2 separate regions of the Homo sapiens genome follow, and region 1 is linked to region 2. A link is a loop called in an ENCODE intact Hi-C map of the cell type or tissue named here. Cell type or tissue: Calu3. All regions are shown on one strand. Links, peaks and the distances in the headings refer to the core of each region. The heading gives the core; the rest is flanking DNA. Region 1 has its middle 69 kb from the start of LINC01808. Region 2 has its middle 67 kb from the start of LINC00954.

Region 1 (15,155 bases), core at 4,717-12,716, 260 kb before region 2:
GTGCATGCTTGCACACACACAGTCATTTATAAGGTAAGACTGTTAAATGGCTCAGTCTTCTCCACCATAAAGTCCAGATATCTTTATCAGAGCTGCTAGGTCATTCAGGATCCAATCTCTGTTTACCTCCAGACTCAAATTCCCATTCTCCCTTCTCAGCTATGATTTCTCAATTCCAACTACATTGAACAATTAATAATTTCTGAAAAGTATTAATCAAATATCTGGATGCCTGCACATGCTGTTTATCTGTCTGGCATGTCTCCCCTACCCCAATTCTCATCTGCCTCACACACACCTGACTACCCTATGGCTCTCAGCTGGGAAGAACAGATCCCTGATCTTTAACTTCAGCTGTTGGCCTCTCCTCTGTGGTCCTATCACTCCTAGCACTGAGCCCCAGAGAAGCACCTATCCCACTGTATTAAGATAATGTATTTACTTCCCAGTCTTTCCTTGAGGAAAGGAACTATGACTTGCTATAATCATATCTGCACTTACTTATATAGTGCCTGCCTGGCTTGTAGCAGCTATTCAGTAAAATAGTCATTGAATGAAGAAATAATTGGATCAATTAATTATTCAAGAGATGTTATTGCAAGAACCTGAGCAGAGAGCCCTATGCATATCATTCTATTATAATGTCTCTGCTACATTTTAATTCTTGCTGGGATCACGCTGTCATGAAAGGGATTAAGATCAGAGGTGCTTATCTAAGCACTGCATGTTTCCTTCAGGAATAGGACAACAACCCTCCTTTTATTTCTCTCATTTTTAACTTTCAAACCTTTGGATTTGACATGTATAGCATGTCATAGTGGCGAATATAAAGACAAACTCTGGAGGCACAGAGTCACCTTTCCAAGCACTTTACTTCCCCATTGCATTCTTCCCCACTTCTGTTTCCCAGGACAAAAACCAGAGTGCCATCTTCACCTTTGCTCTGTCATCAGGTTCATCTATGTTTTTCCCTCTTAAAGAAAGACAATCTATAGCAATCTCTCTTCCCTTCATTTTTTCTAAAGCCACCATTCTAGATAGGTTCTCCATAGGTTCACAACTGGACATACACAATTAATTAATTCCTTCTTTCAATAAATATTTACTAAATAGCTGCTGCGTGCCCAGTAGGCACTGTGCAAGCTCTCTTCTTGCTTCCAGTCTTGGTCCTGTGACCCATCTGACATATACTACCAGACCAAGCTATCCAAATACCATACATGATATCCAACCCTTCCTTTTCAAGGCCTCCTTGGTTTCATTTGCTTTAGTCTGTGAAGATGAGACTAAGGCCAGGTTCTTTTCCTCCAATTAAATGTGCACTATGCAGTGAACAAAGCACCAGAAATGGCTAAAACTGAAGGAAACTTTATTGCCTCCACATGTCACTCCTAGGACCACAGGAAAGAGAGAGTCTCAGTCCAAAGGGGCATAAGAGTTGACACTCTTATGACACCAGGTGGAGAGTAATCACGTGTGTGTGTGTGTCATGTCAGGGCAGCGATAGAGATTGGAGGAATGCTGGACACTTCCAGCAGCCTGCTGTACCTTAAGAACTATTGGAGTAATTACTCAAGGCTTCTTCAAAGGCCATCATAGTAGTTATAACAAACCAGAACACTGGCAGGGATCTGATCTGACGGGTGTCTTGTTGTGTCTGGTTGCCACAAGGAGAAAGCCAGGGGACTCTTCTTACTATGGAACTACCTGTACATTGACACCCAATTTGTCCAGAAATGACTAACTCATCAAATCTTTCAATGCATCTCATTAGTCAGTAGTCACATATTTGTAATTTGAATAAATTATTTACACCAAAATTCAACCAACTACTCAGTGTTGCACATTGTTTCCATTTTAATTAGAACCCACGGGCTTCAACAGATTTAGAGAACAGTCTGATGAATATGAGTAGAGACCATCATTACAATGATAATTTACTTGGAAGAATAACATCCCACAAGAGAAATTTGATCCATGTTATCTGCTACAGAAAACTCAGAGGCTTTTGTTCGGCCTTTGATGCCTTCTGTAGTAGGGTCCCGACCACTTCAGTTTCCCTCACACCTCCCCAACACATGCACCACTCATGCTGGTCCTTGTTCTGTCCCACCGATATGCCAGTCCTACTTTGGGGTTCATGTGCTTAAGCACATAGCCTTCCAATCTCCTTGACAACCTCTGCATATTGAAAATACTCACCCTTTGGGACTCAGCCCAAGTTAGGTCTCCTTGGTGACAGATTCAACTATATCAGCTCCTCCTCCTCTTAATTCCTTTAGCTCCTAACTGTTCTCTATTTAACAGCAATTACTGAGTCCTTGCTATGTCTCAAGAACTATTCTAAGTGCTGTACATGCATTTGCTCATTTAATTTTAATGACAACCCTTTAAGGTAAGTACAATTACATCCCCATTTTACAGAATGAACTAAGGCACAGAAGAATTAAATAAATTGCCCAAGGTCTGTGCTCTATTTATCTGTTACTGCATAATAAACACCTCAAATTTAGTGACATAAAACAGCAACTGTTTTATTATGCTCATGAATTCTGAAGGTCAAGCAGAGTAGGGGTATCTTCTTTCTGCTCCATGATAGTTGCATCTCAGCTAGGAGGACTGGACTGACTAGGCGGTGACTTGAATGCTAAGTAGCTGGAATCATCTGGACTCTCCTTCATTAATATGTCTGGTCCTTAGAGCTGGATAATGCAAAAGCTGAGCTCTGCTGAGACTATCAACTGGAGCACCTACCCATGGCCTGCCCATGGGTCATGGGCTTCTCACAGCCTGATGGCTGGGTTCCTACAGGACATGTTCTGAGAGGAAACAACCAGACAGTGAGAAGAGATGAAAGCATAGAATGCAAGTCTTCTTCTGACATACCCTCTGAAGTCATGCAGTGTCATGTCTGCCTCAGTCTATGATGACAAATGAGTCACTGAGATCAGTCCAGATTCAAGAAAGGAATCAGACTCTACTTCTTGCTGGTGGAGTGATGAGGTCATACTGCAGAAGAACATGTGGGATGAGATATGTTATTGTGGCCATCTTTAAAAAATGCAACCTGACACAGTCTTGAAGCTTAAAAGTGACAGAACCAGGCTGTTGCATAATTGTTAGTTTTTTTTCTCCTAAGATACAGTGTAAGATCTTTTACAGCTGAAATTATAGCTTGAGTTTCTGACACTATATGATAAAAAAATTCATAAGCCAAAATAAATGTTGTTATTAATTATTTAGAAGAAACCAGAGAGAAGGGATAGTTAAATGGTATGGGCTGTCTTTTGAGGTGATGAAAATGTTCTACAATAAACTCTGGTAATGATTACATATATATCTACAGTAAAGGCCATTGAACCGTACAATTTAAACAGGTAAAATATATGGTGTATGAACTATATCTCAATTAAACTATTTTTAAGACAAAGTATAAATTAAGACATTCCCAGATAAGTAAAAAATTGAGAGGGTTTAATACTAGCAGACATGCTCTACAAGAAATGCTAAAGTGAATCCTTCAGACTGAAGTGAAAGGACAAGAGTCAATAACTTGAATCCCAATGGAGAAATAAAGAATATTAGTAAGGATAAATAAATAGAAAAATATAAAAGTTAGAATAAATGTATTTTGGGTTTGTAACTTCTCTTTTTTCCTATGTGATTTAAAACACAACTACATAAAACAATAAATATAAATCTATGTCAGTTGGGATACAATATATAAACATGTAATTCAATAGGGAAAACTAAGCTATATAGGGGGAAATTTTTATATACCATTGAAACTATTTTGGTACTAATTTGAACTAGATTGTTATAAATGAAGACATTAATTGTAATCCCCAAGGCAACCACTAATAAAATAACTAACGCAGAACGCAGTGTAAAATAAATAAAGAGGTAATCAAAATGTTATGCTAGTAGACATCAATTTCACACGAAAGAAGACAGTAAGGGAGGAATTCAGCAACAAAAAAAAAAATATGACATATGGAGTAAAAGGTAACAAAATGGCAGAAGTAAGTTTTACCTCATCAGTAATTATATTAAATGCAAGACTCAGATTCTCTAATTAAAAGGCTGATATTGAAGAACGGATTTTTTAAAAAGTTATCCAACTATATGCTGTCTACAAGAGACTCACTGTAGATACAAAACAGCTTGAAAGTGAAAGGGCAGAAAAAGACATTCCATACAACAATAACTAAAATAGAGCTTAAGTATCTATATGAATATCATATAAAATAGGTTTAAGGCCAAAAATTGCTACAAGAGATGAAAAAAGGATATTGTATAGTGATAAACAGGCCAATTTATTAAGAAGACATATAAATTAAAAATATATACACACCTAACTTCAGAACCCCAAAATATATGAAGGAAACATGGACAGAATTAAAGAGAAAAAGAGAAAATTCCACAATAATAGTTGGAGAGTGTAATACCCTGCTTTCAATAATGAGTAGAACAACTCGACAGAAGATCAGTAAGAAAGTACAAGACTTGAACTATACTATAAACCAACTAGACCTAACAGACATCTACAAAACACTCCACACAACAACAGGAGACATATTTTCTTAAGAACACATAAAACATTCTCCAGAATAATCATATGTGAGGTCACAAGTCTCAATAAACTTAAAAAGATGGAAATCATACAAAAGTATCCTTTCTAATTACAACAGAATGAAACTAGAAATCAGTAACAGAAGAAAATCTGAAAATTCCAAAAATGTATGAAAATTAAACAACACACTCTTAAACAGTTAATGGATCAAAACAGGAATCACAGAGAAATTAGAAAATACTTTGAGACAAATCTAACTAAAAACGCAGCATACCAAAACTGATAGGATATAGTGAATGCAGTGCTTACATAGAATATATGATTATGTGTCTATATTTCTTAAAAGAAAGATCTCAAACCAATAACTTAGCTTTACACCTTACAGAACTAGAAAAAGAAGCGCACACTAAACTGAAAGCTAGCAGAATTAAGAAAATAAAAAGAGTGAAGATATATGAAATAGAGAAAAGAAAAAAAAAAGTTGATTCTTTGAAAAACAAATCAACAAAATTGACCTGACAAACCCAGAAAAAAGAGAAGACACAAATTACTAAAATCACAAATAAAAGTGGGTATATTGCTAATAAGCTTACAGAAATAAAAAGGATTATGAGAAAATACTACGAACATTTATATGCAATCAAGTAAGATAGCCAAGATAAAATGAATAAATTCTTAGAAGGAAAAAATTACCAAAAGTGACTCAAAAAGAAATAGAAAACCTGAACAGACCTATAATAAGTAAAGAGATTGAATCAGTAATCAAAAAACTTCCAACAAAAAAAAATCCCAGGTTTCATTGGTGGACTCTACTAAAGGTGCTTGTAAAAGTAACACCAATTCTTCTCAAATTCTTCCAAAACTTGGAAGAAGAGGATGAAATACTTTCTGATTTATTCTATGAAGCCATTATTCCCCTGATTTTAAAGCCAAAGAAAACTATAAACCAATATCCTTTGTGAATATAGATGCAAAATTTCTCAACAAATATTATCAAACTGAATCCAACAACACATTAAAAGGATTTTATATCATGACCAAATTGCATTTATTCAAAGAATGCAAGGGTGGTTCAACATAAGAAAAGAAGCCAAGGTACTATACTATATTAATAGAAAGAAAGGAGGGAAACCCCATATGATCACCTCATTGATGGAGAAAGAGCAGTAAAAAAAAAAAAAAAAAAAAAATACAACACCCTTCCAGGATTAAAAAAAATCAATCTACAAGCTAGGAATAGAAAATAATTTCCTCAAAACAAAAAAGGAGATGAAGGGATTAAGATGGTGGACAGGAAGTAGGACTAACTTGCAGCTCCCACTCAAATGGGCAGAGCAGCATGTAGAGACTCATATCGTAAACTTTTGCTCCAAGAACTACCACATGAACATACCAAGAAAGCCAAGAGAATCCACAGACTTTTGAAGGAACTGGATTACCACTGCAGACTCCCTGAGATGCCAAAAAACTGTGAGTCTGCTTGCTTTCTCAATGGGGGAGGCTCGTGGTCTGGGGCAAGTTCTCAGCCCTGGTCACTGGCTGCCCGGAAATAGACTCAAACTCTCAGCCCTGGTGCTGTTGGGGTGCATGGTGGGAGTGAGATTGGCCTTTAGGACTGTGGGCTGTATAGGAGTGGGATGAGGCCTGTGACTGCAGGCTTTTCTTCACTTCCCTCATGACCTGTATGACTCACCAGAGGCAGCCATAATCCCCCTGGGAATGTAACTCCATTGAACTGGGTACCACACCCCCATTTCCCACATGCAGCAAGTCCCACCCAAGGAGAAGCTGAGCTCAGACATGCCTATCCCTGCCCCGACCTGGTGGTCTTTCTCCACCCACTCTGGTAGCCAGAGACAAAGATCATAATCTCTTAGGAGCTCTATGGCCCTGCCCACTGCCTAAGAAACCTGAATACTTAACCCAGGTGTCTCTAGGGCAAGTTTGCATCCTCCCTATAGGACTGCAGCTGATACACTCTTGAAATTGCCACCTCCTGTCTGGAGGCCAAACCAATACAAAGCCAGCGCGCTAAACAACAAAACCAAGAACCCTCACAGAGTCCACTTCACTCCCCTGCTACCCCCACAAGAGCAGGTGCTGGTATCCACAGCTGCAAGACCTGAAAATGGGTCACATCACAGGACTCTTTCCAGACCAGCCCAGAGCTCGGTAGCTGTGCTGTGTGGCTAGACCCAACAGAGCAAAAACGATCACTGCAGTTCAGATCTCAGGAAACCCCATTCCTAGGGGAAGGCAGAGAACACCACATCACTAAAGCACCCCGTGGGACAAAATAATCTAAACAACAGCCCTTGAATCCCAGATCTTCCCTTTGATCTTCCCTCAGTCTACCCAAATAAGAAGGAACCAGAAAAACAATTCTGGTAATATGACAAAACAAGGTTCGTTAACACTCCCATACCAGCTCACCAGCAATGGATCCAAACCAAGATGAAATCTCTGAATTGCCAGAAAAAGAATTCAGAAGGTTGATTATTAAGCTAATCAAGGAGGCACCAGAAAAAGGTGAAGTCCAACTTAAAGAAATCAAAATAATGATACAGGATATGAAAAGAAAATTCTTCAGTGAAGTAGGTAGCATAAATAGAAAACAGTCACAACTTCTGAAAAATCAAGGACACACTTAGAGAAATGCAAAATGCACTGGAAAGTCTCAGCAATAGAATTGAACAAGCAGAAGAAATAACTTCAGAGCTCAAAGACAAGGCTTTTGAATTAACCTAATCCATCAAAAACAAAGAAAAAAAAGAATTTTAGAAACTGAACAAAGCCTCCAAGAAGTTTGGTACTATGTTAAACGTCCAAACCTAAGAATAATTGGTTTCCCGAGAAAGAAGAGAAATCTAAAAGATTGGAAAATGTCTTTGAGAGAATAATCAAGAAGAGCTTCCTCAACCTTGCTAGAGATATAGATATCCAAGTACAAGAAGCTCAGAGAACACGTGGGAAATTCATTGCAAAAAGATCATCAACTAGGCACATAGTCATCGGGTTATATAAAGTCAAGACAAAGGAAAGAAGAGCTATGAGGCAAAAGCATCAGGTAACCTATAAAGGAAAACCTATCAGATTAACAGCAGATTTCTCAGAAGAAACCCTACAAGCTAGAAGGGAGTGGGGTCCTATTTTTAGCCTCCTTAAACAAAACAATTCTCAGCCAAGAATTTTGTATCCACTGAAACTAAATTTCATAAATGAAGGAAAGATACAGTCTTTTCCAGGCAAACTAATGCTGAGAGAATTCACCACTACCAAGCAAGGACCAGACTGAAAGAAGCCAGACACATAAGGCCACAAAGTGTATGATTCCATTTATATAAAATATCCAAAATAAGTAAATCCATAGAGACAGAACGTAGATTAATGGTTGCCAGGGTTTCAGGGGAGAGGGAGAGGAGGAGTGAACACTTTACAGGTACAGGGTTTCTTTTGGGGTAAAACAAATTCTAGAATTAGGTAGTGGTGATGGCCGTACACCATTATAAATGTTCTAAAATCCACTGAATCGTAAATTCTGAAATAGCTAAAATGGCAAATCTTATGCAACGTAAATTTTATCTCAATAAAAAAAATTTTAAACAAAGAAGTGCCATAAAATCTCAGATAGGATTGAAAGAAAAGTATTTTACAGATCAGTGCTTTTTTCCTCACTTTTTTATTTGTTTTCATGGAAATTACCATATGTAGGGAAAACTATGCTTTTACTACAAGTTCAGGCTGTGCGATGAACTGAAAAAAAAAAAAAAAAATCCAGAGATTTCAGAGTCAGTTCTGGCTCTGACATTAAAGAACCGTATGATTCTGGGGAAGTCCCTTTTTCTCCTCTGGGCTGCATTCACCTCAGATGACACCATGGTGTCCACCTGTGCAATATATGGGCTAGGCCTGGTCTGGATCCAGGAACTACATAGAAAGGCCATGAGTCAGTTCTGAGCCTGACTCATTACGAGATAGGTTAATGGTAAAGCAAGAGGAGATAGGAAACAATTCAGAGTTTTTCCTACGTCTTCCCCTGAATTATCCTCATCTGTGGGCAAAATGCTCAAGAATGATATTTTTAAAAGGGTGACGATATTTGGTTAAAATGTCCACGGAGGAAGGGGAGGTAAGGACTGTGAGAAGCGTGCCCAAACCACAGAGCTTCCAAACTGCAGTCCACATCACCAGCAACAGCCCTAATGAGCTCTGTGCTGGACACTCCCCACTGAATTACATAATACATTTCCGTTTCATTTCATGAATCACAACTTGGGATACAATGTTCCTGGGTTGCAGTTGATATATTTTAGAGATTACCAAATATTTCAAAAAGAAAAATTGATTTTATTAAATTCATATGTAAAATGTCTGTATGTCAGCCAACTTATTTATTTTCAAATTTGAGATTTTCTTAAATGTTGTAGTTACAGCTCAATGTCAAGAGAGTTCTCAATAAACCCATTAATGAATAGCGAGACTGCCGTTGCCCCTGGATTCTTCATTTCTTTTGAGAGTTCAGTTCCTGGTTGATGACGGTGGGTTTCATTTCAGCTGCCCCTCTTGGGTGAGAATGAGAAAAAAAGTGGTAGAGCTTCAGACCACGGATCAGGGGAAGTGGAACTCACATAGGCAACTATGTAACAGTGAGTTTTGTTCACTATAAGACTACAGTACAAGCCGTATATACAAACATTAACTCCTTTGCGGCTGTCAATGTTACTGGTATCCATCAGGACTCACTGGTCTTTTCTCAGGGCGACAAGGGAGCTAGAACGCAGGTCTGTGAATCAGAAAGACACAGTTCAAATCTTAGCTCAGCCACTGGCAGCTGTGCAACTTTGGGAAGGCTATTTAACCCCCCTAAGCTTCAGTGTATTAATCTGTAACGTGGGAATAATAAAAATGCATGGGTCATGAGTGCTTGCAAGGACTAACGACAGGAGATATGCAGAGTGATTAGCATAGTGCCTAGCACATAGTAAGTGTTCAATAAATACTAGTCATGTGTAATTGTTGTTATCCTACCTTAGAAGCAGCAACTTTGAATTGTAAATTGAGTTTGGGCTGATCTAGTATGTCCTGAGTTCATTTTCAAAACTTATGATCAAGTTCACTTTTGTGAAGGCACATACTCTTTGAGAATGTGAACTGGCTGTACATCATTCATTCATTTGTCATTTCTTTATTCAGTCATTTACTTACTATTTTGACCATCATCTATGTGCCTGACAGAATGTTAAACCTTAAGGGAACAAAGTTGGGAAGAACAAAACACAGTTTCTTTCCTCCAGGTTCTAACTGGGGAGAAAGGCAAATATTGTGGTGAACACAAGCTGAAAGTGATCAAAATGCTTCAGGAGCAGAGAGGAAGCCCATCTGAACCTAAGGCGGATGCTGGGCATAGCAGGGCCTTCCCTAGTGGGCTGCTGTGCACGTGAAATGAGACCCAGTGTGGGAAGAGAAAAGAGCTATGTGTGAGGGGGACAGGCCACTCAGAGAGATGCAGATGGATTACTTCAAAATACATGAGAGTGGGTCCAGGGAACTGCATTTTTAAGTGTCTACTATGAGCCCATTTTACATTTGTTAATTCAACAACAAAACCCCCATTTTCCAGATATGAAAACCAAGGCCCGGAGAGATTTTGTACCTGGCCCAAGATCATGCAGCAGGCCCAAAGCTGTCAAAATTTTGCCAAAGCCCAAGCTCTTTGCACAGGATCATACCACCTCTTTATGCTACTACATATTCTATAATAAGGCCTAAGTGATTGGTATTGATTAGCAAATCCAAAGAGGCTTCCTTGGTCTTATGAACTAATATACATTGCACCAATCAGCACTGAATAGTATACAGACAGTCTAACTATAATTTCTTCCAGAGCAATAATGAGCAGGTGATAATTCACTGCCTCAGCACCCACAATGCATTTGGCCTGCATTCTCACACCCCAGGTGAAGTTTTTCTAACAAAACGCAGGTGCAGTAGGGGTGTTTTCAACTCTTACTAGAGAATACAAAAAACAATGCTTAGTTTATAAAAGAATAATGTAACACTACTAGAATATTGGCTTTTTTCACTTTTTGACCCCTAAACATCTGTAAATAGAATAATATCTGTTATTTTTGCATTGTTATTAACCAGGAAGTTTGGTCTTGCCATAGACAGAGTTCACAGGGCTGGGAGTTGGTGCTTGTGTGCCTTGCAGACTCTGTCCCTCAGGGTGACACCGCCAACTTAATGCTTGCAGAGCATTTGTGGTTTATCAAGCACTGCACTTTCTCTTTCTCATTTGACGCTCACAGCAAATCTGGAAGGGAAGCAGAAGAGATATTTCCACCTCCAATGAACAGAGCTTAGGGGACACACATGGAGTAAAAAGGGCCAGCGCTGATCCATAATTGCCTGCCTCCCAGTCCAGTTCTGTTCCCTGCGCTGTGTTGTCTCCTAATTGCTCTGTTCATTTTGTACCTGTGAGGGTTAACTGGGAACACAGGAGTTCTGTTAAATATCACAGTAGTTAGTACATTTTAATCCTGATCCCCCAGCCTACTGTAGCTGCTGTAAAATATATGGCAATAATTTCCTGAGGCAGGGTAATGTATAAGGAATGTCAGGCCAGCCTCTGGGCATATTTGCCTTAGTTCAGTTTTATTAAAGTAAAACTTTTATTAAGGCATGTGGTGAATTGAGCAATCGGCATGATTCATGCCGTTATAAACCCATTGCTACACTCACAATAAATCAATGAGCCATTGTCGTACATTTGCTGTGGAGTTGGTAGAAACAAGGAAAAAATCAATATGGGGATATTATTCAGACCATATGAAAGTATTAAAGTGTATTCTGTGTGTATTAAACCTGGCCAAACAATATTTCATGTGTACTTTTTTTTCTGTAAATATCTCCATTAGTATCGTCTACTCTGGGCTGTTTGCTAATCCATATGTTATTTTGAGATAATTATAGGAAATATTTAAAATTCCACATAGGTCTTTGTGAGTTTAAAATTTTATTTTATAAATTTATGTAATAAAATTGTCCTAAGGAAAAAGCATTAACAATAAATTTAGAACAATGAGCTTCTTCCTTAACAAACACAGTATAGCTGTAACTTTGCATTATTGAGTAGGTAATGTGCTCTTCTTTAGAAAAAAAAAAAAACCAACAGGAGGAAGCGATTTGAATGAAAGAAAGGGCACTTTTCATTATCCCCCAGCTAGATGGGGACAATCACTGGACCGGCAGCATTCTCTGCATCTCTGGAAACTATTATTGTATCTCCACTTACCTGGAACCTCTTCCGAATGTTGAAATAGTGTCAGTGACAGCCATTTCCCTATGGTGGCAGTGTGTGATCACCTGCATTTCTGCACTAGGAGTTTCAGGTTCCTCTGGAGGCTAATGTGAGTTGATCAGAAAAAAAGGTGCAGTCACAGCTGGCTTCAAACTCAAGCTGCAATACTACCAAGATCCTCCTGGGTTTCAGGTAGTAGGGAGCTGAGCCATTTACTGCCATAGTAATTACTCAGAGGGGTTTCTGTGGCTCTCTAATACTCTGAAACAAATGTTAGATTTCACGAAACACCTATGCAGTGCCCGCTGGGGTTTGAGGTTGTCTTCTAAGCCCAAAGGGAAGGGAAAGGCATTATGTGAATGTGCCATGGCATTACGTTTGCTAAGTCGAGGCAGCCTCTGGCCAGTGCTCTAAGTACTGAGTGCTACCTAAAACGAGACGAGGCAAAGACAGTTCCAACTGGAGAACCTGAGATTCCTGGAGAAGGCTTTGAAAGATGGTTTCCACTTCAACAGGCAGAACGCCTGAAGCAAAAATATTTGCCCTGCCCTTCAGTTGTTGTCTGTTTGTAGCTTGCCACCCAATGGCTATCTTTTGGAGAAAGAGCATCAGAAACTTCACATAGTTGTACTCTCTGGAACTCGACTAATCTTCTTATGGAATATTAGCTTACATTTTCCAGCACAAGAAGAGCTCCAAATGCATATCCAGGCAGCTGGGACATCAAGGGAATGTTGTGATAGCCCTGGTAAGGCCTGATGACTTTCATCATCAAAAGATTTATGCTCACCCTCAGGTGGAAACACTTTGTTTTGTTTTTTCATGTAATAAAAATAATATTCCTATTTACTTACTAGCCAGTTAAAATGAAGAGATTTAATTTTGCTTTATTCCAAAAGAAATAAGAGGTCAGGGGAGGAAGGAAGAGTGTGAGTATAAAATAAACAGGAAGGCTGAGGAAGAGAGCCAGCCCTACAGTTCATGCGGGGTCAAGGAGGTGAGAACTGAGCCTCTCCTTACCAACTCATTCCCTGGCCATCGCTGACTAATGGGGTAACTCCACTGCTTCCAGTTTATGTGGACACATACTAGTTTTCTGCTCCTTTCCATGCTTTCATTAGGAACCTAACCTATTGGCGGCAGCAGCTTCAGTAGAGAGACGAGTGCATGTGACATCATCTTTGGCTTAAGGATGGTATGTGTGTCTTTCAGGGCATATGGTCCGAGATGATCCATCATGGCCTATGATGTCAGATTATCCACTGAGACTCAGGCCTCTTTGCAGAAATGCAATTATATTCTGATAATGGTATTTCCAGTTGTTGTGATAGACAAGACTGATGCTGGGAAGAGGTGACTGGTGGAATACTGGATAATATACGTACAGGGCAGGCAGAAGAATGAGGCATCATGAGCTGAGCTGTCAGTGAGTTTTGCAGTTCTTTCCTTCCCTGTACATTTCTCAGCAGTCAGCATTGGTTGCCATCCAAAATGCCATGGTCAACCATTCCACAAGCCTCAGCCCAGTAGCCTGGTAAGTCCTAGGCATGGCAGTGATTCCCCGAGACTCCACCTGCTCCTCCAGCCATGCATCCACTGCTCGCTACTCTCCTCCTCACTTCATAAACCAGGAGGACCATTTAGAGGGCTCCTTAGCTCTTTCCTCTCTGTTTAATAACACCAATCAATTCATTCTTCCTCTAAATCTTTATTTTGCTTGTATTACTTTTTTAACATTTTATTCTCTTTTCTTTAAACAAATATTTTTTTCTAGACTTTTCCTCTAAATTTTCTATATCCTGCTTTTGAGCATTCTGGCCTCCAATACTGGCTTGAAAACAAACCAAAACCTAACATTGTGCAATATTCACTCAGTCATTTAACCAGTGTTTACTGAGAATTCCCCATTTTCTTGCCCTGGCAAGGTACTGGGCATGCAAAGAAGCAATGTGGCATACTAGAAAGATGACTTTTAAAACCAAACTGTTCTGGGTTCAGATAGCTGCTTTGTCATGTATAAGTTGTGTGGACTCGGACATGCCACTTAATCTCCTGAAGTGTTGGTTTCTTCAACTGTACTAGAACCAAAGCATGTCTGTCATTTAACATAGTGCTTGATGCATAGGCACCCAATGCATGGAACCCATTATGTCTATTATTATTTATAAGCTTTAATCAAGACCCTCATAGAGTATTTGCTTCTTAGGCTCATGATCTTTTTGTGGGTACTTGTTCCATGTTGCTGAGTCATAGTGAAAGTTGTTTAAATAATTGAAAGGACATTATTGAAGGGATTTTCAGAGCCCATTGACATATAAGTACAACAAATAGCTTCAGTGTTGATTAAAAATCAGTTATCTTTTTCTCTTTGATCTTGTCTCTCAGAGACCACTTTCACCACGATCATTTTCCCATTTCAACTCCAGATTATTACTCTTTGTCCTGGGCCAAAGATGGAGGAGTAGAGACTGAGAGTGCTAGTCAGCTAGCCTCAGTCCATGTTGGAACTGACTTTCCCCCTCTAAATGCATGCTCACTTTAATAGAGGACATTATAAAACAAAACTGGTCTTCTGACTCTAAGGAAAAAGGGTTTCTTGGCAGATCTATTGGCTATATTCTACCCTAGGCCAAGCAAATCAGAATCTCCAGGGAGGGGCACAGGAATCTGTGCTTTTAACAAGTACCTTGTTAAACATTAGACAAGTTGGAAAACCTAATCTAAATCCATCACAAAACAATGATTGGGCATCTCCATGTTTTTAAAAAATTTGTATGGGGCAAGCAGAAATATGAAGCAGGATATATGCCCTCAGGGACTTTATATTCAATTTGGAGATTATATATGTGTGCATATATGTATACATATGTATAAATGTGTTTATATATGTATGTGAGTGTATACACACACACGAAAACATAAGTCACCATGAAACTTTGTCATTAAAAGTAAGAGATCAGTAAAAACAAAATGCATAGAAAAAATATCCCCAACAAAACAGGGCTAAAGCTAGATCTCAAAGGAAGTTTGTGTAGGAACTTTCAGAACCTGTTATCGAAATGTTCAAATATCCACACAAGTAAAATAGTGTAGAGAACCCCACCCTATGTACCAGCCACCAATATTCAATATTTTGGCCAAACTTTTCACCTGTCTTTCTCTCCATTTCTCCACCCCTCCTATTCCCCCTCAGACTATTTTAAAGCAGGACACACAAGTGCTGTGCTGGGCCTCAACTTGTTATTCATTTGTGACATAATCATATGAATATTTACTCTATTT
Region 2 (15,155 bases), core at 2,697-10,696:
AGGAGGAATCTAGAAAAGACCCAGAGAAAAGTAATAAAGCCTGAGAATGGCTCTGGCCAGCTGTGTGGACGGTTACACTCCAGCATGCGGCAAGCCTGGAGGAGAACATGCAGGACAAGGGCTGAGGCTCTGCTCCAGACACCCTATGCTGGGAGGTGTCTGTGGCCACCACTGAGTTATATGCTGTCACTACACCGCATAAGAAACAATGAAGATGCCAATGTCATTGTCAATAACTCTGAATACATTCCACCCACATCACCAGTTGGGTTTGGCTGACTTATCCTCTTAAGAGATTGCCCAGAGTCACTCACTGAAGATGCCATTCAGGTATTGCTATGGTAGAAACTCCAACGCAGGTGGACCTAGCTGATCATGTGAGCCCAACCTCAGTGTCCAGGCAAGGATTCCTTGATGTTGAGTCTGGCAGGCCCCCTGTGTAATTTGTACTCTAGGTCCCAACAGATAGTGAAGTCACCTTAGATCGCAACAGCATCTAAGGGATATCAAACAAATTGTTATTTTAAAACCTAGGCGGCCAGGTGCAATGGCTCATGCCTGTAATCCCAGCACTTTGGGAGGTGGAAGTGGGCGGATCATGAGGTCAGGAGTTAGAGACCAGCCTGGCCAACATGGTGAAACCCCATCTCTACTAAAAATACAAAAATTAGCCAGGCATGGTGGTGGGCGCCTGTAATCCCAGCTACTCGGGAGGCAGAGGCAGGAGAATCGCTTGAACCCTTGAGGCGGAGGTTGCAGTGAGCCGACACTGCGCCATTATACTGCACCCTGGGTGACGGAGCGAGACTCCATCCCAAAAAAAAAAAAAAAACCTAGGCTCTCAAATAAAAGCCCAAAGACTCTCCATTGCCATTACAAATTTCATATACACTCATTAGTAAAACTCTCTACAGTCTTAGCTCAACCCACTTTTTCATACGCTGGAGACCCGCTTGCTCCCCAGCATATACACTGTACTACAGCCCCATCAGACTTTCTTCCTAGTCCTTTTACCAGGAATTCTCTTCCTCCATCAAAGCCATCTCCCTTTGCCTTTTGCTGAGCTCTTATTCATCCTCCAAACCCATCAAAAGCTTCCTCCAAGAAGTCTTTTTCATCATCTCTGGACTATCTTCTCTGCAAAACACCCAAAGAATTTCTTTTGTATCTATTTTATGGTTCTGATGCTCATAAACATCAAATTGTATTAGCATCAGCAATTTCCCTAAATAGGAACTAAGCTCCCGCTTCCAGCCATATATATAGAAAGCAAAACAGAAAGATCTGAGTCCTCAAGACCCCAGGGATAAAAGACTTTCACACTCTCTTCTATTCACACAATTATAATTCAGCTTCATTTTTTTGTCTTAATAAAAAGCATTTGCAATGTTGCTAATGTTCCTCCGGGCCTGTAAACATTTTTACTCCAAACACGTCAGCTGCAAAATGTTGGAGCCCCACTCAGAGAAAGAACAAGAAATCCAGATTCGCTTCTAGCCAACAGCCAGGGTGGGAGTTGAGACCCCACTCTGAGCAAGCTGCCCAGCACCTGGGTGGGCATGTGCAATCCAATACAGGCAGACCCCAACTAGTAAAATGAGGGGGGGAAGAGAGGATGTTTTTGTTCTTTTAGAAAAGGGCCCCCAATGGTATATATAAAGCCCCACGAAATATTTCACAGCTCACATCAAGAAGCGGAAAGCACCTTGATATTCAGACCCCTGACTGCTGCCAGGGTCCAAAGCCGTCCCTTAGCCTCAACTTCACACTTGCCAGAGGACAAAGCCAACTAGACCATGTGAAACCCGCATGCCTTCGCCACCTCTTAGCTGCCTAGAGGGACAATTAAATTAAAAATATAATGACTTTACACCAGAAGGAAGTTTATCCAAACCACACATGAAAAGTCGATTTCTGATTTCGTAGCCACACCTCTGTACTGCTTGGTTAAAGACCAAACAATTGTGAAACGTAGAGAAGAACGATGAGCAAGTCGTGAATGTGGGTTTCTGTTTCCCAGTAATCTTTTTCAGACTTTAGAAATGCCTACGGTTTCTGGAGATATGAGTGTCTAAGTATAACGAGAATATGTTTGGATTTCACACATTCTTATTTTACAGCAGAAATCCTTGGTAAGTGAGGAAGTCCCGTGAAAGCTGAAAAATCATTGGCTTTGACAATAGACCTATAAATAGAAGGCACAGGAATCATGAATATGCTAATGGATTTTCCCTGCTATGGCCTTGCGGTATTGAGGTTTTAGCCCTAACATGTACATCAATTGGTGCCAAGTTTAACCATCCTGCAATCTTCAGCAGGAATCCCTGCTTTACATGGAACAAGCGGCATGAATCACAGATGTTAGGGGAGGGCCCAGGATTTCTGAATCAGAAAACTGTCTCCCTGCAAATTTTTGATGATTTAGTACTTGGGTAAATGTTCTCTCTAAAATGGACCAGTAATCAGGTGGTTCAAAGCTTATGAGTACAATAGAAATTTAAATATTTTCTAGCTTAACACATTACATAAGGATAAATCAGCCAACAGACATTTATGGATCCATGGAGCATCTATAATAAATGGGTCTTAACTTTACTGGAATGTAAGCCCTATGAGGGCAAGGATGTATCCACCATGGAGTGGATAAAAGAGTGATGGGCACATGGTAGGTGTTGATACTTATCTATTGGATTAATTGGGTGGTTGATTCATTAATTAATTAAACTGTATTACTGAAGGAGAATATCATTTCAGGGGATCCCCAGCTGTCCTAGGAAATATGACACCAACTGAACACATGGAACTTGCTATAAAGAAAGGCAGCAGAGGGAAGACTTACCTGTTTCCAGTACAGTAACCCTGCTGAAGGAGCAATGGTGGGCAGTCAAGTTACCCCTCATTCATTCACTCAACACTCACCAACCTAGTTCTTACTGTGCTCCCAGCTCCAGGTCAGGGCAGAACTATAGACATGGCCAGAACACCACTGTCAGAAATAGCATCTTTAACCCATCAATCCAACCCATCCATGACAGGCTCTGAATGCCTGTCCAGCCTAGATAGGGGGTAAGGGTGGGGGATGCCCACAGAGAAGTGCAGGGCCCAGCCATCTCGTGGGAGCTGGACGTCCAGCCAATGCACAATATGAGCACATGTGTCCCTTTGACTTCAGCTCTTCCTCAGGTCCATGTGTTTTGCCCCAGGGATGTGCAAAAATCTGAAGGGAGATCACAGATGTTGTGCAGGAACAGAATGTGTGTGTAGCAAAGCAAATGAGGGCATCTTGGAAAGCTGGCGAGGACCAAGTCACAGAGGACCTTGGATGCAGAAAGGATAAAACAAGCAAGAATTTTAAAGTTGTAAGGAACGTTGGGCAGAGTGGTTAAGGAGACAGACTTTGAATCACATTGACTTGGGTTAGAATCCAAGTTTTGCAGATTAGCAATCATGGTATGCTGAACAAGTTAAACTCATTTGATCTCAGTTTCCTTGTCTGTAAAACACAAGCAATGCTATGAATGCCTTGTAGAGTCATTACCTCTTCCTAGTAAGCTTCCAATAAACTGTAGCTGGTTTACAAATGGTGTGTGGGATCAGGTAGCTGAAAGTACATACATACCCTGTTCTCGTCTCCCCACCACACACACACCTACTTCAGTTCACGGTAGGCACTCTGCCTGAATTACAGGTCCCCTTGTCTGCTGCAATCAGTTCACCTCCTGATGCTATCTCCTCTAGGAAGCATTCCTTGGTTAGCTCAGCAGGGTGTGATCTCCCCTGTCTGAGAACCCATAATGCTACATTTCTACATCTCTGGCAGGCTGTGATGCAATTCTGCCTTGTACCATAGAAATCTGTGTTCTGTTTAAATCTGCTCCATCAGACCAAAACGTCTTTGAGAGTTACTACCATCCTTTACACCTTCATAGGCCCCACTGTGACTCATAGATAGCCTGCTTTGATGCATGTCTATTTGATTGAGTCCAGATCTCCACGAGTTTTGCAGGTGAGGAAACTAGACTCTAGATCTTCCAGCCCATCGGGGTAGAATGGAGGCCTTTGGCCTCAGGCTCCCACACCTAAGCTCTGTTTCAGAATCATCAGAGAGACATTTCATTTGATCATGGAATGGAGCAGTCCCGCAGATCAAGCTCAGCCCTCGGAAGGAGCAGAGGCAGTGGGAAAGGCTGAAGGCTCCACTGTGGTACAGGGGCAGCAATGCCAAACTCCCAGTTGGTAACAGAGTGTTGGCCTTGACTGTGTTCCTGCCTCTGGAAACAAGACCCAGCCTTCAATGCAACGCTGATAACATCTCACCTGAAGGCAGCACAGGCAGGCCTGACTAAGGCTTCCACTCTTCAGGGGCCAGCCAGCAACATCCGGAAGTGCATGGAACAACCCAGGCTGCATCCTCCCTCCTCCATGTTCCTTCAAGAGTCCCTTCCTCCTTGCTACTCCAACCCACCTGCTCCAGCCTGGCCAAAGGGATGCTTCTGAAACATGGATCCAACCACCTTACTTCTCTGGCTGCAAACCCCTGCCCCACCCCATCCCACTGGATTGTTCATGGAACTGAGTTGAAACAGTGTGAGGATAGATTATGGGGTCTCCATGTATGGCCAAGTGGAATCACTCTGTCTCTAAGCACCCAGGCCTACTTGACTCCCAATCTATGTCTCCCTGGAAGCTCCATCCATGCAACTGTTCATCTGTACATCTGTGCATTCAACTCACATTTACTGGAAAGGGAATCTCACAAGAATGAAAGGACTGGGGATTAAGGGGTGATACTATTTGAGCTAGGTTCTAGCCCTGGCTCTATGCTAACCCACAATGAGTTGTTACATGCTCTAAGCCCTGGTTTAGTGGGTCCCTTTCTTCAGTCACACCAAGTGTCCTGTTTGAAATGGGTGCAGGGACCTCAATCTCTCTCTCTTCCTCTGAAGGTCCTGAGGAAAAGGATCAGCCAGATTCTGAAGTGGCCCTGCTCTGACCACCTGGGTTCTGCAATCCTAAATGACCTGGATGCTGGTCAGAAGCTCAGCTCCATAAGGAACACAGTTTTACAGCAGAGCAGGGAGCCATTGACTGGGCCCCTCCTGACCCACAGAGCTTCCCCAACTGGCATGAATAAAAGTCACTCCAGCACTTGTACAAAAGCCGAAGAGTCCAAAACAGCATAATGGGTGCTATGATGGAAGGGAAGAAGGCTCCGGGGGAGGGACAAGGGAGAGGAGTTAGGAATAGTAGCAATAAGGTGTGGCCAGGATAGAGGTCCTGCAGCCCTGGAACAGGGAATCCAGGTCAGAGAAAGGGAGGTGGTGGAGCCAGTCTCGGATGAGTTCATGAGGAGGCAACGCTGGGGCTGGACCTTGAATGACAAAGGTGACAGCGACTGTTTATTGTGCATCTACTGGGCACTGGGCAATATAAATGCATTATCTCTCATCCTTACTAAAACCCTAGAAGATAGGAAGTATAAATTCCATTTTACTGATAAGGAAATTGAGGTCGAGATAAGTTCTCTGGTTGTCTGGTCTGTTAATGTCAAAGATAGGATTTGAACCCAAGTGCATCTCATTCCAGAGCCCACGCTCCTTCACTACACAGGATCTGGATAGGGAAGGGGTGCAGAGGGCAGCCCAAAGACGGGCTCCCTGCAGTGCAAAAGCCTGGAGGCAAGACCAGGGAATAGCCTTTGGTATAAAGGAGGTTGTGCATTGTCCGAGGACAGAAGCTTGTCTCTATCCTGGGAAAAAGGCACACTGCCTCACTCAGGCCTAGAGAAAGCCTGGTGGCTTGCTCCTCCCCAAACCCCAGTCCCTGTCCCAGGTTGTTTACCTCCAGTACTTATGGAAATATAAGTGCTCTCACCTGACTCGGAGGACTGCAATGAACCAGGCAGGAGCACACTCTATGAACCTTCTGCCCATCCAGCAGCATGCCTCCAGGGGACAACCAGCCCCCAGGGTTCCTGGCAGCTCATCTAGACATTTCCATTTGATGCTATGCAAATGGATGAGCCTGCCGCTGCCATCAGGACCACCACTCCATGCTGGGAGTTTTCATGAAACAGATTCCAAACCTGCCCTTAGGCAGACATGGCCAACCCCAGATCCCAGCTCCACCAGGAGATCCCAGCTGCGGGGTGCTGGAAAGGGGCAAGTCAGCACTCGCAGCTGAAATCTACCTCTGGAGTACAGTTCTTCCCAGAGCCACAGCACCCCCTGCCCATGACAGGCCTCTCGAAGGCCATGCTAACACCTGCCCACTTCTAGAAGCTGCATGCCAGAGAGGCTAACATACCCAGTTAACCCACAAAGACCCACACCCTGAGCCAAGCCACCAGCTAATTAAAACATTCTGTGAGTGACTTCCACGCAGATGGAAAAAAACTGAAACAACACAGAACAAAGGAAAGGAGAGACTTCTGTTTGGGTCCTGGCTGTCACTATACCAGCCATGTGACCTCTGGCAAGCCACTTATTCTCTGATCTTTTCTTTCTTATCTGGTAGTAGTAACATCCAACATTTATTTTTTAAATTTGTAGATCACAATGTACTTTTACATAAACTATTTTATTGAAGGTGATGCTCGCAAAACCTTGCGAGGTAAGAACTATTGACCCCGTTTTGCAGATGAGGAGCACCAGGGTCAGAGAGGTCAACCTCCATATTCAAGCCACACAGCCATTAAGTCTGGCCTGGAACCAGATCCCCTAATAGCCTGCCCTCCCTGCTGCGTCCACCTCCCACAGCCTACTTGGGAAGACGCTCCCCTGTGAAGCCTTCCCAGACATCTTGTCAACCATCATGGCATTCTCCCTCTCATCACTTCAATGTCTGGCTTTCTGCATTCTGATTTTCTACAGTCTGGAACCCTTGGGGCAGCTGGAAGGCTCTCCTGCAGGTACATTCACTGTTCACCATTCAAGCCCCCAAAATAGAACATTCTCTTCCGCCCGACCTCTGCTAGACCAAATGCCACCACCAACAGGTCCCCAAAGACAAAAAGTGGGAGAAAAACTTCTGGGCTGGCTGTAGGAATGTGCAGTTAAAGTAGGACAGGAAAGTTGAGAGTTTGATCTAGAAATAGGACCCTATATAGAAAAAAAGAAAGGAGGGGCATGATCCTATCGGCAACTGCCCAAGTTGGCCACAGCTGACAATACTGACATAGGAACACATTCTCTGATGTCCTAGGAGAGGGTGATAGGACCATCCAGCTGCTGTTGCACGCGCCAGGGACCACACCTGGCTCTGCAGCCCTCTGGGCATGCTGCCCGCTGGGTCTCGTGGGCAGTGCTGACTCACAGAGGCCAGACCAAGGGGACAGCCTGGCCCGGCTCTCAGCACGTCTGACTCACCGTCTCCTCCTGAGCCACTGTACGACATTCCTTCTCCAAGAAACAACATCCATCTTTTTTTTTTAACTGGCAGAAGAGCTTTTTCATGTTCTTGGGACTGTAAACCAAGCATCGAATTTTCCGCAACTTTTTCTAGTAAGTGTGCCTTGTGGGAAAGTTAAAAACAAGTCCATTTTTGGGCCTAAACATTGTTATAACTCCTGAGCTGCCTTAGTTTCTCCCGAGGTCGTTCACCTAGGGGACGCCAAAAGCAAGGATGTTTCAGAGATCGTTGATCAAAGTAGGCACAAGATTAGGTAGTCAGCTTTGCTTGAATGAGTGTTTAATATTTAATAGAAATCCACATGTCAGGCACTGAATAGTCATTGTGCATGTATTTCTCTAGGCCCTACCATAAGCCTGCAGAGTCAGAATTGTCATCCCTGTTTTAAAGCTGTGGAAACTGAGGCTCAGAAAGGTTAAGCAACTTGTACAAAGTTAAACATTGGAGCCAAGATTTAAGCTCATGTCTATCTAATCCCAAAACTTCTATGCCTTAACTAAACCATGCAGCTTCTTTCCTCTCAGCCCCCACACATCCAGGCTGAGAGCAGGTCATTCTCCTGCAATTCGTACATTCCTGGAGGTTACTGAGCATGCCAAAGAGTTTCTACGAAGAGAATCCCTTGGCCTCCATCTCTGGCCAAGCTGTCTGCTCCTACCATCCCTGCCCCTCCTGACTCCTGAGGCTAAAGCTCCCTGGCTGCATCTCCCGGAAAAGGCAAAGAGTAAAAAATCACAGTTCCTATGGGTGCTACCCAGCCAGTCAAGCAATGTGTCCTCCTGGGAAGTTACTAACCTCTACCAGACTATACAACAGCCCATCCTCAAAGCCCTACATGGACCCATAAAAGCAAACCCTGTACCGAAGGCCCCTGTAGGGCACAGGTGGTGCTTGGGAGTAAGTCTGCTCATTGCAGATGGCATGCTGATGGGCAGATGGCCAGGTGGGCACTGCCCATGTACAGAGAGCTCATGCTGGATGCTTTGTTTACCCCTTGGACCCACCCTCCACTGTTCTCTGGCCTGGAGGCCAACCTGGGGCTGGAAGAATGGGCTTCCTTGCCCTTTGTCCTCCAGCTGGGTCTGGCCAGTGGAAGGTACTGGCACTATAGCAGAGGGCAGGAGGTGAATAAGACCAGGCTACTTGCCCAGCTCCTCTCAGGCAGCCTCTCCTGAGCCCCACAGCTGCAAGTACAGGTACGGTGGCTGCAACTGTCCGCCCCTACCACCCACCGCCCCCAGAGGGCTTCACCATCCCTTGCTCATGGCCCTTGCTCTTCTCACACTTTGAAAATAGGCCCCCCCCCTCCATTAAACTCTCCACGGTTACTTCCGTCTGTTCCTGCCAGGTCCCCAGCTCATTCAGAGTGGTTTAGTGCAAAGGCGTCGCCTTGAGTAAAGGAAGTGTGGGGTAAGCCAAGGCTATTTTGATGGCTTTTCTTTGGCTTTTATCATCCTCAAAATCAGGAAATTTTAGATGCTGTTCTTAGTGCATTTGCTGTGCATTTAAACTGTCGGCTACAATTCAGAAGCACCGGCACTTCTGTCAGCCACAGCTTCAATTCCCTGGCAGTAAATTCCTTAAGTAAAGAGAGAGGCCTTGGCCTCACAGCCTTCCCAGGATCCACGAGGTACCCACTCACACTTGGAATACTTGCCAGGTAACATCAGACTCAAAGCAACATTCTGCATAAAGCATGTTTGTTGGATTTAAGAATAAAATTTTTATTGAGATCCATTATCTTCCCAGTCTCCATTAAAATTGACTTGCTTTCAGTCTGTACAGATTTATTCTTAACGGAAGAGATAAGAAAAAGACCAAGACCCAATTCCTACCCTCAAGAAGCTCACAGATAAATGAATGCAATGTAACAGGAGCAATAAGAACACAAAAGCGACTCTCACACTGCCTGGAGGTACAAGGAAGGCTTCACAGAGGAGTGGCATCCAAGATGATGTCTGAAGGGTGGCAAGGAGCTCAGCATGTGAATAGATGAGTGAGGGCATTCCAGGTAGTGGGCACAGCATATGTAAAGGTATGAAGGCATGAAAGGGTATATGGTGTCCTGGGGGCCAGAAGTAAAACATTATGACAAGAACTTGGAGCATGTTTTGGGGACTGATAGTCATCAGACTGGAGAGTCAGGCCAAGGCCCTGCAGCCATGCTTAGAATTCAGAAGGAAGAACAAAACACTTGTAAAGTATAAATGATTGTCAGCCAAGAACCGTGTGTAAGGCTTTCTTAGTGACATTTCAAAATGGCCTTCTTATAAAATGATATTTCAAAATGGCCTTCTTAATGACAAAGGAAAATCTGATCAATTCATTTCTGGGTTAAAATTTATGCTCCAGAAAAATGTGACCTAAAGAGTAAGAAAATAAAGGTTACATATTTTGAAGTGGTTTAAGTAATAGATATTGTTGAGTACACATATTCTGTAAATTAGTGTGTATCTGTGCCAACTGGTTGGAAATAGCTCTTAAAAGTGGAGATTGGATGCATGGCGGGATGGATGGGTAGGAGATGAATATATGCATGCATAGATGGATGATTAAAGGAAGGAGGGAAAGAGGAAAGGAAGGAAAAGGAATGAAAGAACACAGTGAACGAATTCAGAGGTAAATGACTGAGAGATGGATGAAAAACAAATGGATGCTCCCAAAGCATTCATCACTCCCCGCCATTAAGCCTCCTTCTAACTCAGTGAATGAGCTCTGCCTATTGCCACAGAAACAAAATAATTTGGAAATGGCCAACTGAATTAGAAGCCAAGTTCAAAACTCCCAGAGCATTGAGAACACACGGTGAAGACCCCTGCACAATCCCACAGATAACTGGAGAGAGGCCCGATATGCCCATCCTTGCCTCTCCCTGGCCCTGCTCCCCTGAACAATGTGAGGATCACATGTGGGGATCCTGCAAGAGAACAGTGCCCTAGGGAACATCTCAGACTGTAAATTCCAAGGAACATTACAACCAATTGAAGGAAACTCTTGCAATTTTGTGAGCCACAAATGGCTCCAAGGAAAGTCTGGGTCAGTTTTCAGACCTGGCAATAACTTCCTTCATGGCAGAAGGATGGTGGCCATGAAAAGGCCAGTTTTTCCTTCCCCATTTTCCCAAAGGAATGGGCCCTGAGCCGGGAAGGTTGTGTTTTCCCCACCTGTGGTTTTCTGTTCAAGCCAAGTCAATAAACTGAAATACAGCTTTGGTTCAGCTGATCCTCGAGGAGGGAAACAGCAATTTTGCCTTCAAAGGGACAGACCCACAAGCCAGAAATAAGAGTTATGTTTCTGGGCTGTGCTGAAAGAAGGCTGGGCTGTAGGTTTCAAAGGGCCAAGCTCCCACCAAGTCCAGGGGTAGCTGGGGGCAGCCCAGGCTTTGGCAGTTGGGGGCACCTGTCATTTAAAGAAGGTGCTAGTTCATGAGTGGGCAGGGCAGATGCTAAAAGAAGACTAGTACCTGCTTTAACCGCACCAGGACACAGCTATCTGCTTGTGCCTCCAACAGTAGAGAAAATGGGGTAACATACTCCCTTAATGGGGTATGAATGGCCAAGCATACAGATAAATGGTAGAGGATGTGAGGAGGGAAGAAGGCTGGCCTCAAAATCACGAGGCTTCACTTCCTTCCTTACTTGACTTCCAAGTCCCTTTGTGGCTTTAGGCCAGTGATTCTTCCTTCCTCAGCCTCCATTTCTCATCCATAAAATGGACATGGTCGCACCTGCTCTGCCTATCTCACAGCCCTGATCAAAGAAAGAATGTGAGACTGCTTCAAAGTTTCAGCAAAAATCACCATATCATGGCCTGTATCAGGTGAACTGCCCTCCAGGGATCTTGTTATCACTAACCTTCCTTGCATCTTCAGAAGCGCATCTAGACTCCTCTCCTCCCATTCAAATAAGTCTGGTTGCATTCCCCACCTCAACTGAGTTCCCTATTCCAGCCTTGAACCTGGGTCTTCAAGGCCATCATTTCCCGGTGCCCAGATCCCCAAGGATTATGTACAGCTTCTAACTAACCCGACCCTCAGCCATAACCAAGACACTGCAATGTTTAATGCCGACCCAGTCCAATTAAACCCCCTGCATCTTCCTAGGCACAGCGCTATGGAGAAAGACATTTAACGGCCTTCAATACACAGAGGAGACCACGTTCCCCTCCACCCGGGGAAAATCTGCAAGATGCCAAAACGTTTATTTTTCTAGGATTAACACAATGACAGGGAATCAGCCACATATATTGTTGAACATGATGAGCCAAATATTTTTCTGTAATTTTTATAATAATATGAGGAAAGCTGAAAAAGAAAAAAAAAAAAAAAAAAAGAAAGCAGCTGGTGTTAGGCTAGCCTTCGTAAGTTCCAGCCTCCAAAAATAACAGTCGTTCCCATGAATTACCAACAACGCTGTTTGTAGGACAGTTGCTTGATATAAGAAATGGAACATATTAACAGGAGCTTCCTGAGAAAAAGGGGCTTAGGGAGGACAGAGTGACCTAAGACAGAGGATGCTGGGGAGGCCACAAGCTCTCAGCCCCATCCCCTGTGATGTGGTCTCCCCAAGCCTCCTGCAAAGCAAAAGAGGTCACAGGAGATGCCGCCAGGACCCACACTGATTTCAAGCACTCAGAATGTGGGCAGGTGGGGATGGGGACTCAAGCCGGGAGGAGGGCATCTGGATTGGGTCACACAAGTGCCACAGCACTGCCAGACAACTTACTCACTGTGTTGCTCTTTCCAGACCTTGAAACCTGATAAAGTGATGTGGAAGAGACAAACACGAAACCGGAGTCTAAGGAGAGATGAGGGTCAGAAAGGAAGTTCAAGGGAAGAGAAGGTGGAGGCAGACATGGTCAGGGCCTGGCAGCAAGGGGGTTCATCTTCTAGGGCCCCCACTCTCCCACAGCCTCTGGGTAAATCTAGTAGGGGAGGTATGTTGTGAGGAGGAGGAAGAAAAACAAGCACCCTGGGCTAAGAATGCAGAGTAGAGTGCTGGGATGGCTTCCCCACTCCCTGCCTCTGTAGCCTTGGATCAGTCACTGGCCTGCCCTTGGGCCAAGGTGTCCTCAACCTCATGAGGGTGCTGTAGAGATTAAGTGGGAGTGAGATAATTACAGCAATGCCACAGAAGGCTGGAAGCTGGTGTCTAGGAGCCAGCTGCTCCTTCAACCCTGCACTAAGGGAGGTCACGTGAGGAGCGTGAAGAGGGCCCTTGTGGACCAGCCAGAGGGGACCCCAGGAACAGCAAGCCTGCTACTTCTCAGCCTCCCAAAAAGAGCTTTCCCCTGGACTGTCCCCCAGGGAACTGGAGCTCCAGCTGACAACTGCTTGTGTAGAATAAGAGATGACATTTGTTCAGAGCCTCGGAGGACAGATCCAGGGCCACTAGCGGATGCTTCCTGGAGTCAGACATCTGCTTGGCAGAAAGAAGGACTTTCTATCAGTCAACACAAAGCTGGCAGCCCCTTCCCCACCCGCTCTCCGGGGATTTGCCCAACTTTATTCTCACACTCATACTCTCTTCTCTCTTAGGGCCTTATTTTTAAAAAGGGACCTGGAAAAAGAAGGATCTTCAAGACCAAAGGGCTAGGGAGAAAGGAACTGATCAGATTGGGCCCTGGACACAGGAAATCCTCAGGCTAATGGAGGGGAGTTGAGGCAGAGACACCCAAGGCTGGGCTTGGGTTAGGAGAGCTTCACAAAGCAGCTGCCTAGAGGGACCAGTGGAAGAGACCCTGGAGGGACCAGTGGACAAGGCCTTGGAGGGGTCAGTGGAAGAGATGCTACAGGAGCCAAGGTCAGAGGAGTGAGGGAGAAGAAAGGACCAGAAAAGAGGGTTCCCAGCAGGAGGTGAGTCCAGAGACTCAGTGCTGGCCCCAGCCTGCCTTTCCTGCAAGTTGTGTAAACCCAAGTGAGATGTTGAGTGGAAAAGATGGCAAGCACTCCAGGGACAAGAGACAAGGCCCTGGTACACCCTGCCAAGTGCTGGGGTAAAGGAACAAATCAGACACAGCCCACAATAATGCCCCCTAGGAAGAATTCCCATTTAACAGATGAGAAAACTGTGACTCTGAGAGATTGAGTTCCCAGCCATCAGAGAATTCCTGGTCTTTAGGTTCATGGGAGCCAGTGTGGGGAGGGAGAGAAGTCCTGCCCCCGCACACCCCCTGCTAGCAGGAGGCAGTTTCCACTGGAGAGCCAGGGATTTGAGGGAAGCATGAGGCAAACACCAAATGTTTTACCAGTGGAAATAAAATTGAAAATGTCCCTGGAACCCACTTCATCCAGAATTTCCAGGGGAGGTTTGGTGTGAGTGAGTCACCAAGAGCACAATGGCTGGTTCCGAAGGCCAGGCCAGCTGAGCTCGGTGGATATTTAAACAGAGCTTGGGGAAAAGATGGTCAAAAACACTGGCCTGTGCCTGCTGAAACCTGAAAGGGTTGCCTCCACCCTGCCTGAACCCACTGACTGCAGGAGGCTTGGCAGGCCCCATGTGGCTCTCAGAGGCTGGACAAGGACTGGGGGAAACCCAGAAAACAGTGAGGGCAGTAAATCTCTGCCTGCCCACGACAGTGCTCTGGCACCTTCAGCATCCTTTTCCTCTCTAAGGAGAAAAAAAGTACATAACGAATAACAGCCCCCAAGATCAGAAGAGTTATTAGGCAAGCTTAGTGCTGCGCCCGCTCTCTTTCTCCCCAACAAAATGTAAGCTTTTCCACGATACCTCCAGCCAGTGTCTTGTGATGTCACCGCCACTCTCTCACAAGCTCCCTTCTCCTTCACGGAACAAGCATTGAAGATGGATCAGCAGGCAGGATCACCCTGTTCTGTTCCCAAACTCCACCACATGCAAGTGCCTCTGAAAGAGAAAACCCCAACCCTACACGGGAGAAGATGGCCTGACGTCTAAGGACAATTTCCCCTTAACAGCTCAAGAAACTGTCCCAGACAATGAGAATAACTAACAGTAAGTTGCACCAATCACGTGCCATCATTTAAGCCTAACAACAGCCCCTCCAGAAAGAATTGTTCTTTAGCAGATAAGAAAACTGAGGCTTCAAGAGATTGAGTGCCCAGGCCAAGACAGCATTGATAGTCAGAGAATAAGTAGCAGATTGAAGCATCAAAACCTGCCACTTCCCTAGACTATCTCTCCTTGTTCTCAATACATCCCTGAGCCCCAACAGGAGTGAACTCTCCAAGCATGCAGAATGTGGGAAATGTCTCTGATATTCAGAAGCATACTAGACTAGCATCCATATATCCTGGGTCCAAAAACCTAGGAGTCAGGCTAAATCAGGCTAAGTGGCCATTGTAAAATAATAATAATAAAATATTCACCCTAATAATTATTATTACTATGAAGTCTTCCTTGGTGCAGCAAAAATCCTGGGCTTCTGAACATCCCCATGTAGAGAGAATCCAAAGTTCCCACCTTAAGCCTAAGGGGCAAAAAACACTCTCCATTCTGACTCTCCAGGTGAGATGAGCTGAACAAACAAAAAGCTCTCAACTCCCAAAGATTCCGGTTGCAGATCCACACCAGGCCCGGTATCCTGCCTCACTCCTGCCCCAGCCAGAACGCACCCCCGCCCCCACCCATGGCCCCCAAGTCCTCCAGCCTCAGGGATGGTGGACATTTACCCTCCCTCTGAAGACTAAGGGCCCCCAAAACCAGCTCTCAGTCAAGCCTCAGACTTTCCTGCTCCTGGGCCACTGCTGGGCTCAGAGGCACTGCAAT

What was found. A loop is a pair of places that touch in the nucleus more often than their neighbours do. Peaks named below come from ENCODE experiments on the same cell type or tissue, not always from the same donor. Only the 100,000 strongest peaks of a DNase experiment are listed, where the experiment ranks them.
Region 1: a loop joins it to region 2, with 3 times the contacts of the local background. A loop is called at or near these places in 2 of 110 quality-filtered maps.

The regions. Positions count from the first base shown.
Region 1 is chr2:19,530,072-19,545,226 of GRCh38, forward strand. No RefSeq gene overlaps it. Among named protein-coding and RNA genes, the nearest start is that of LINC01808, 69 kb to the left of the region's middle. In Calu3, for the core only: no CTCF peak of the experiment used is centred there; DNase peaks (open chromatin) are centred at 8,470, 10,920 and 11,220.
Region 2 is chr2:19,794,250-19,809,404 of GRCh38, forward strand. No RefSeq gene overlaps it. Among named protein-coding and RNA genes, the nearest start is that of LINC00954, 67 kb to the right of the region's middle. In Calu3, for the core only: no CTCF peak of the experiment used is centred there; a DNase peak (open chromatin) is centred at 7,302.